3 separate regions of the Homo sapiens genome follow, and all the other regions are linked to region 1. Evidence: chromatin contacts called from ENCODE Hi-C data. All regions are on one chromosome and are shown on one strand. Each heading gives the region's core, a stretch centred on a gene start or an enhancer-like site at or near the end of the contact. The rest is flanking DNA. Distances are from core to core; before and after follow the strand shown. Region 1 holds the start of PITX1-AS1 (PITX1 antisense RNA 1). Region 2 has its middle 41 kb from the start of TIFAB. Region 3 overlaps PITX1-AS1 (PITX1 antisense RNA 1).

Region 1 (2,823 bases), core at 228-2,727:
CCTGCTGCTGATGTTCCCAGCAAATGTATGCTTTTTGTTTGTTTGTTTTGCGAACTCTTAGGGGGTCTAAATCTGAGGGGGTCTCTGCTTTTCTGAACTAGGATCAGATCTCTCCAGCCTAAAGTCCCTCCACTTTCTTCTCCTCAGGGGTGTATGGGAGCCCCACTGGGCAGGCACAACACAGCCGGGTTCTCGGCCTTGCTTCCAGGCCTCCAGTCCCAAAGCCTAGAAAACCCCACCAACTGCAGCCCAGACAGACAGACTCTGTCTAGGTGACCTCGGGCTTTAGTCTGTCTCTCTTTGAAGCTACACAAAACACACGCAGTCATAGAAACATTAATACATAAAGAAAAAGAGTTTAAAAACAAAACACAGAAGCCCAGAAAAGCTCACAGCTCTATGCCTAAAGACACTGAAAGGGCCACAAATTCTCAAAATCAGACAGGAAGAAACACAGAGCAAATGTAAATTAAGAAGCCAGAAAGCTCCGTACAAACACACCCCTAACTAAATACAGAGCTGTAAGTGTATAAACTCCAGGTTGACAGAAGCATTTATTTCTCTGGGATTTAAAAAAATAATGTACCGTTGTAGATAGATTTTTAACTCCTTCCCAATAAGGCCCTTGTAGAGATAATTTTTAAATCCCAGAGAAACACATTATAGTTAGATAATTTAAATTCCCCAAATAACACCACTGTAAATGGATTTTGAGAAAATTCCGGAGAAACGCGCCATTTTGGATTGACTTTTTAAAATCTCCGGAAGAATAATGTTGCATGTAGATATTTTAAATTCCAGACCTACACTTCGTACGTTAATTCTTTCAGAATCGAAAGATACAGTTAAAATTAATTCATCCTCATAGATTTGGTTCAAAAAAATCAATATACGATTATATATCTCTCTAGGTTTTAAAAATAAAACCAACCAAAGACCGCGCTTAAAACTTTTGAAAACAAAAGTAGAGTTCAGCGTTGATTATGTTTTAACCAAGCAAACAACCTCTCAGAAAAATCACTTAGGGATGCAAAAGAGAAACAGATACTAAGAAAGTGGAGAGAAACATTCAGCTGTGTATTAAGAAATGAACGCAGAAGAGGCGCCCACACCGGGGAGCTCGGAGCCCCTCCGGAACCCGGCCGGCTGCGCTGGGCAGCGGATTCGCTGCCCCACTGCCCGCGCCGGCCACCCGCGGGCCCAGTTCGCTGCTGGAAAAAAGCTCCAGCTCGGACAAAAAAAGGCAGCGCGGAGGGAGACGCGCAGGAGCCGGGGCGGGGGCCAGAGCCGGGCTGCTCCGGGCTTCGGCCGCGCACGTGGGCCGGATCCCTTGATCGGCGTTCCGGCTGGCCTTGCTGGGAGTCCGGCCGCGCCTGTTGGCCCGCTCGCCCTCACCGTCCTCTGTGTCTCCCTTCTACTTGATGACCCCTCTCCCCCCGTTTACCCTTCCCGCCCGCCCCTTCTCTTTGGTCTCTTTCATTCTGTCGCCTACTGTCACGGTGTTAACCTCCCTCTCTGTCTCTCTGAGTGCGTTCTCTCGCCCGTCACCCCTCTTCCTTTCTCGGTCTCCTCCTCTCCCTTCGTCCGAGCCGCTCCTTAGCGCCCAGTTGCGCAAATCAAATTCTTTCCCGTTCTATTTACTCCTGATCAAGAGGGGCTGTCAGTCCAACCCTCCAGCTGTAGGCTCGTGCATCTGCCAGTCTCTTGGCGCGTGGGGACCGCGTGGAAGTGCCTTCGCGTGTGCGTAAGTTTCCGCGTTCACCGTCAGGTCGAGAACGGGAAAAAGAAAGCTCCTGACGCTTCTGGGGCGGAGAGGGAGCTTGGTTGCGCGGCGCGGGCGTCAGGCCCTGCTCCCAGCTCCCCGTGCTCCGCGCCCGGGTAGGCTCTGTGCGCGCCGCGCGGGGAACGGCGCTTACCTGGCAGCTCCGTGTCAGACGACTCGCTGGCGGAGTTCTCGAGCGGCTCGCGGGGGTCGGCGGGCCGGGCCAGGTGGAAGGCGGGCCCCATGTCATGGGGTGGCGGCGGCGGCGGCCGGAGCCCCTCCGGCAGCCGCTCCAGGCTCATGCCCCCCTTGAAGGCGTCCATGGAGGTGGGGACCGCGGCGGGCGCTCCAGGGGCCGGGGCTGGGCGCGCCCCGCCGCCCTGGCTGCGACCTGCGGGGACAAGAGCGCAGCGCCTAAGCGGCTGCCCTCCAGGGCTGCCGGCGCCTGCAGCGACGCCGTGCCCGCCCCATGGACCGCCCGGGGCTGCGGCGCCGGGCGGGCAGAGGCGGCGGCAGCTTCTCGCGACTGGGCGCCTGGCTCAGCGCTCCGCGCTGCGCTCCTGCCGCTCGGGCCTCAGCAGCCCGGCCGGCCCCGGCTCCGGCTCCGGCTCCGGCTCGCGATCCGGGGCCGGTTTCTAAGGCTCCGGACGGCGCCGGCAGAGTCTGTCTTAAAGCGACAGCGCGCACAGCCAGGTTCCAGCAGTCCCTGCGCCAGGGGTGCTGGGTGGGGTGGGCCTGGGTGGGAGGGGGCTGGGGAGGGAGCGAGCGAGCGAGGGAGCGCGGGCGGAATCCAGCCCCAAGCCGCCCGCGCCGCCGCGCCCTCACTGCCGCCCTCCCTCCCTCCCTGCCTCGCCCGCGCCCTCCCCCTCCGCAGCCACCTTCCCGCCGCCTCCCCGCCCCCCGCGGCCTCGCCGCGCCTCTCCCTCCTTCCCCGGTGACACACCGAGTTCTCCCTCGGCCTCACAAAAGAAACGCATCTGGCCTGCGAGTCCCGGGCGGCTCGTGCACACCTCAGGCCTCAAATGACTTGTTTCGCCTAGAATCAACTCCCGTCTCGGCCG
Region 2 (2,823 bases), core at 229-2,728, 460 kb after region 1:
TGAGGCAGTCTAGGGCGGGGGTGGGGAGCGGGAGAGGTAGCCAGTGAAAAGGTGGATGAAATCCTAATGAGTCAATTTCCTAACCTGCCAGAGAGGCAGCCTAGGGGAACCACGGGAAGTGCCCTCTGCTCTCAAGAATGCCTGGAGCTAAGAGGGGAGCCTTAGTACCCCGAAGAGGTACTGGGAGAGGGAGCTTCAAGGCCATGAGTAGGGCTGCTTCAGGAGGCTGTGAGGTCACAGGAAACCCAGAGTTGAATGTTTGTCTACCTTCCCTAGCTATACCCCCTACCCAAACCAGGCGACCTCCCCACTTTCTTCTCCATCATTGCGGTTTGTACTTATGTACACACCCATCTGGCATGGTTGTGTGGTTGATGAAACTGGGCTCCTGCGGGTAGGGCTGGAGCATGAAGTAGTGTTCAGGCAACACTTGTTGCTGGTTAGGGCTACTGGACCTTTGAGGAAGCAGGCTGAACCGTGGTGTTGCAACTATTGTTCACAAGCCACCTAGGATCATGGGAAAAGTCATCTGGATTTTGATCTTTTTCATGCTGGGGCCCTACTTGGTACCTGTATGTCCTGGTTTATTACATGAATGTCAGCATATGTTGTTGACCTTAATTCTCCCTGCCCCAGTGGCTGCCTTAGAAATGTGGCATGTCCCTCTAAAGCTTTCATTTAGTGCCCTCATTCCAGCCAACATCCAGCTGCCCATTTTTCACTTTCCAGCCCACTTCAGAGTGGGCTGGATACCCTTTGTGCCCCTGACACTAAGGGACAAGTAAGCATGTCTTATCCCTTGTAATGGTGGTCTGAGGTCTGGAATGACTGCAGACAGGACACTCAGGAGCAATCTGAGCAGTGCATACTCTGCCAATTGCTGTGGACTCAAACTCTATAGAGGACATTGGTTGGTCTTATATATATGCTGGCCTGGCAGTGTCGATGGCCCTGTATCTTCAGTGATGAGATACAGGTGCCTGGATTTATCATTTCACCTAGATTATATATAGCTGGCTAGTGGCAATAACCCCACAATAAACTGGTGTCACTTTGATGGGTGAATGGATGGTGGCTGGCCCCATTTGGGACAAATTTCCACCTCCTCAGGCAGAATGGGCACCAACTCTGTGTGTGGGCAGGAGGGCCATAGATTGTTCCAGAGTGCCAAGAAGTGCAGACTCCTGGAAATGAAGCAGGAAACTGGTGTGGGAAGCCTCTGGTGTCCTTCTAGCCCTGTGTTCTAATGAACGTTTAATGTCAGGTGGGGCGAGTGGTCCGTGAATGCTACCATGTTAGTTTCCTCACTTTTTATGTTGTCCTACAGGAGCAGAGCATGGCTCGTACGAATGCTTATCAAATCAGAAACCACAGCTTCCATGGAGGGCCACCAGCAACAAAACTGGTTCTCATACAACGAAAAATGAGGCAGCCCAAGGCCGCAGTGTGTTCTGCTGCGTGTGTATTTACCTTTTCCATAAGCTGCGCTGCACTCAGGCATGGTTCTCCCTGGCTGGGACCTCTGTAGGGAGACCAGAGTGCCAGGGAAGGTCTTACCAGTGCCCTATTTCTTGATGATGAGTCATGATGAGGCTATTACAAAACAAAGCCTGTTTCAAGAAATGAGTAGTTTTGGCTGATTCAGGCTTCAAGACTTGAAATCTGTTTCCCTTTTGTGAGTTAGAGCAGCTCCTGTTAGCAGTGGCCATTAACGTTGGTGTCTGCCAAGACAGAGGCCCAAGCAGGCCAGGGCAGGCACGGCTTTCTCTTCCCGACTATCACACACAGGTGGAACTTAATCCATGATTCCCTTTATTTCTGAAACAAATCTTTATGTTTTCTTTCAGAAGAGACCTTAATGGCCTCTTACCAAGAAGAGGCTTAAAAGGTTTTCTCTCTAAGAACCAGGTCCTGAACATCTTGAGGTGAAGAGTCAGGAATGGGAGGAATTTAACCACCCAGAGTTGCTGGCAGCTGTGAGGGGAAAGCCTGGAGCCATGTTTGAGAAACAGGCTCCACAGGGGTGGCTTAACTGAAGAGAGGAGAGCAGATCATGAGGCTGGAAAGATGGGCTTGGGGAAGGACTGAGGAGTCAGTGCATAGCCCTCTCTGTCCTCTGGAGCCTTGAGAATATTCGCTTTTAGAGACAGATAAATGGAGAATATCCCGGGCACACCACCAAGCCCTGCCAGGAGCTGAAGCCAGGGCTTAAAGCATCATGTGTGAAGGTCCCTGGGCGGTGCCCTGGAGAATCCCGGCAGAGGCTTCCTATCTCTGGTTATTGTTTCAGCTCTCCACATACCGCTAGTCCCTCCATCATTTAGGCCACAGCATTGTGCTGGCTGTGGCTACTCCCTGTTTCCCATCCCATTGTAACAGACCCCTTTTCGACCAAGTCCTTTCAGTTCGAACAAGAAGACAAAGGCTGGCCCTCCAAGGAGAGGCTTCTCTTTCTAAATATTTACCCTGCTGCCCTGATTCATCATTAAGACTTCCTTTGTGTGGAGCTGCACAGGCACAAGTCATTGCCCCCCAGCCCACCATGCTTGACATGGCCAGTGGTTCAAGCCTCCCTGTCCTTCCCTTGCCTCCTTTAGGGGTAAAAGATGCAGAGGCTTGAACCACTTCTCCCTTCCTGCCTTCTGGAGAGGCCCTGGGCCAGCCACTGGCTGGCAATGCTCAAGAGGTGCCTCTGACAGTGCAGGTTTACTTTCTTTCTTTTTTTACGTGGTCAAAGGATATTTGAAGATTGAAAGTTCACTAAGCATTTTAGGAACTCATTCCAAGGCAGCTCACATTCCTTCAACAAATGTTGATTGAGTA
Region 3 (2,823 bases), core at 190-2,689, 280 kb after region 1:
AGTCTTCTTTGTTTCAAGGGCGTCAAATCAGAAATTAACCTTGTACATGAACCTGGGGAGGGCAGAGGCTGCACAGAGATGGCCTTGGGTGGTGGCTGAAATGGTTCTGCACACCCCTTCTCTTGTACTATACACTTATTTAGCCTGTACACTGTGCTCTTTGGATCAGAGGGGGCTTAGCAAGGAATGGGCAGGAGGAGGGGGTCTCTTTATCAGTGAACACGGGAGCAGCATGAGAAGTTCAAAGAATTTTGAGACCTGACTCCACTTGCCAGCTGTGTGTCTTAGGAAGTCAGTTAACCTCTCTGAGTCTCTGCTTCCTCATCTGTGAAATGTGAGAGGGACAGGACTGAAGCTGTAAGGCCATTGTGAAGATTTGTCTAAGATGGCAGGCCTGATAGGGCTTTGTGCTGGGAGGCGAGCCCTTCGGAAGGACTGAGCATGGGAGCTGTTGGCAGGGCTGTGAATCTGCAGGCAAAGCCTTTGCTGTGGGCTCTTTGGGTGTTTGACTTGCCTGTTTAATCGGCCTTGGGTACCTTGACTCATTTCCATTTTTATAAATGCATTAAAAATGCCACTGGGCTCAGAACAAACGCCAATTTAACCTAAGCATAGCTTACTCTTTGTAATGGTGAGTCTTGAATCTCCACCAAGCCAGGCATGGCTGCTTCCAGCAAGAGGAGCAGGATTATAATAAAATCAGTATGTGTTCATAGACATTAAGTGTGTTATTAGCATCTTTGAATTGGATGAAAGCTAATCTTTTCCACATTCAATGAACAAACATGAATGATGTCAGTGAGAGAGAGGAGGAAACCATGCCCGTGGGCAGAAACCAGTGACATGCAATGAAGAGGAGGAAATGGAAGCAGCTCTGCCACCTCCTTGCTGTAGAACCTCGAGTGAATCACTTGACACCTCTGGTCCTCAGTTTCCTTAATCTGTCAAATGAGAGAATTCTTGGTTTATCTATCCACTGGGATGAAGACCTTGTGAAAATATATACTGAAAAGATGTTTAAAAAGTATAAATCATATACAATTGTATAGGGTTGTTATTGATGGAAGGACATGGTGGTGTATGGATAGTCATTGGCAACAGATGACTTGTAAAATTCTGTAGTTAGATTTTAGGTGCCTGAAGTGAATGAGTGAGTTGAAAAATATGCCAGGCAAGACAGCTGTTTACATTTCTAGGAACGCATACTCTGTGGTTTTTCCAATTACACATCTTTTACTTAAATAGAACAGGATATTACAAAATTTAACCTGTTCTTGTTGCCCTTACCATTAAAAACATTGTCAACAGTTGAGAGCTCTTAGGGGCCAAGCACTGACTATGTACTTTGACTGTATTATCTAATCCTCATCACAAACCTAGGAGGCAGATCCTATAATTGCCAGTACTATTTTATAGTGAGGAAACAGTCTCGCCGAAGTGGGGCAACTTGCCCAGCCAGGGTCATACAGCTAATAAGACACGGGCAGGTGATTGAACCCTTGAAATCTGTTGCCCTCCAGTATTGCCAGTAAGTCAACACAAACATTTGACCTTTCCCCGCTTCCTCCCTCTTTTCCTCCTCTTTTCTGTAGATAATTTAATCAAAAAATCATTGGGTTCTGGTATGGTGGAATGAGAAGTTTGAAAAATCCTCTCCCCCAAAAGCAATGATAAAACTGGAGAAAATCAGTAAAAATCACCTGAAAGGCTCTAGAAACTGAGCAAGATCATACATTTCATACAAATATAAAATGGCACAACCACTTTGAAAAACAGCTTGGCTGATTCTTAAAAAGTTAAACATAAATTTACTATCCAACCAATATACACTTTTAGGTATCTACCTGTATTGGTTTTCTATCGTTGCTGTAACAAATTACCACAAACTTAGTGGTTTAAAACAATGCAAATTTATTATCTTACACTTTTGGAGGTTAGAGTCCAAAAGGATCTCACTGGGCTAAAATCAAGGTGTTGGCAGGGCTACGTTCCTTTCCCTAGGCTTTAGGGAGAATATTTTTCCTTCCCTTTTCCAGCTTTCAGAGCTTGCCCACAATTCCTCGACTCATAACCTTCATCTTCAAAGCCAGCAGCAGCATATTGAGTCCGTCTCACATTGTTTCACTCTGACCTCCTCTTCTGGCTCTTCCACTTTTAAGGACTCTTGTGATTATACAAGGCCTGCCCAGATAATCCAGGATAATCTTGCTTTCTTAAGGTCAGCTGATTAGCAACCTGGACATCTCTGGGAGCCCATTATTCTGCCTACAGCACTACTCAAGATAAACGAAAATACGTGCCTACACAAAGACCTGTACGTAAATGTTCATAGTGGCATTATACACAGTAGCCCCAAGCTTGCAATAATCCAAATCCAGTCTATCGATTGGTAAATGGCTAAACAAAGTGTGATATATCCATGAAATGAAATATAATGTAGCAATGAGAATGAACTACTTATACATGTTACAACATGGATGAACTTCAAAAACATTATGCTGAGTGAAGTCAGTCATATGCCAAAAAGGCATATAATTCCCTTTATATAAAATTTCTAGAAGAGGCAGATCAGGGTTGCCTGGGGATGGGAACTGGCTGCAAATGGACACTGGGAAGTTTGTTGAGGATGATGGAAGTACCTAAAACTGAATTGTGGTGGAGGTTACACAACTCTATAAATTCACTTGAAAATCTTTGAATCATATACTAAAAAGTGAGTTAATTTTATGGTAATTTATAATTTGTTCAAATTATTTTTAAAAAGAAAAGCATTTATGCAAGCCAAACAGGGAATAGGGCCTGGCAGAGGTTGAATGCCATGTG

The links. Hi-C counts contacts between places; a loop is a spot of excess contacts on that map. Pooled maps may share reads with other maps.
Region 2: a loop to region 1 is called in a map of naive thymus-derived CD4-positive, alpha-beta T cell, with 7 times the contacts of the local background. The contact joins the enhancer-like site here to the promoter of PITX1-AS1 in region 1. A Hi-C loop is called at or near these places in 1 of 168 maps with a recorded cell type or tissue (naive thymus-derived CD4-positive, alpha-beta T cell), 2 of 37 single-sample maps with no recorded cell type and 8 of 50 pooled maps.
Region 3: a map of A673 shows a loop between it and region 1 (4-fold over the local background). The contact joins the enhancer-like site here to the promoter of PITX1-AS1 in region 1. A Hi-C loop is called at or near these places in 4 of 168 maps with a recorded cell type or tissue (A673, Caco-2, adrenal gland and 1 more) and 2 of 50 pooled maps.

Annotation. Positions count from the first base shown.
Region 1 is chr5:135,031,797-135,034,619 of GRCh38, forward strand. It overlaps PITX1-AS1 (PITX1 antisense RNA 1), which reads left to right and starts at 1,478. Exons shown (of 6, transcript NR_161235.1): 1 at 1,478-1,744. PITX1 (paired like homeodomain 1) reads right to left here and starts at 2,432. Exons shown (of 3, transcript NM_002653.5): 1 at 1,917-2,432. The coding sequence starts at 2,085. RefSeq lists a silencer at 1-145 and an enhancer at 1,316-1,948.
Region 2 is chr5:135,492,018-135,494,840 of GRCh38, forward strand. No RefSeq gene overlaps it. Among named protein-coding and RNA genes, the nearest start is that of TIFAB, 41 kb to the left of the region's middle. Within about 2 kb of position 1,479, at least 3 of the 41 ENCODE cell types and tissues checked have a DNase peak (open chromatin) inside an H3K27ac peak, as active enhancers do.
Region 3 is chr5:135,309,317-135,312,139 of GRCh38, forward strand. The region is part of intron 3 of PITX1-AS1 (PITX1 antisense RNA 1); the gene reads left to right. Among named protein-coding and RNA genes, the nearest start is that of LINC02900, 63 kb to the left of the region's middle. Within about 2 kb of position 1,440, at least 2 of the 41 ENCODE cell types and tissues checked have a DNase peak (open chromatin) inside an H3K27ac peak, as active enhancers do.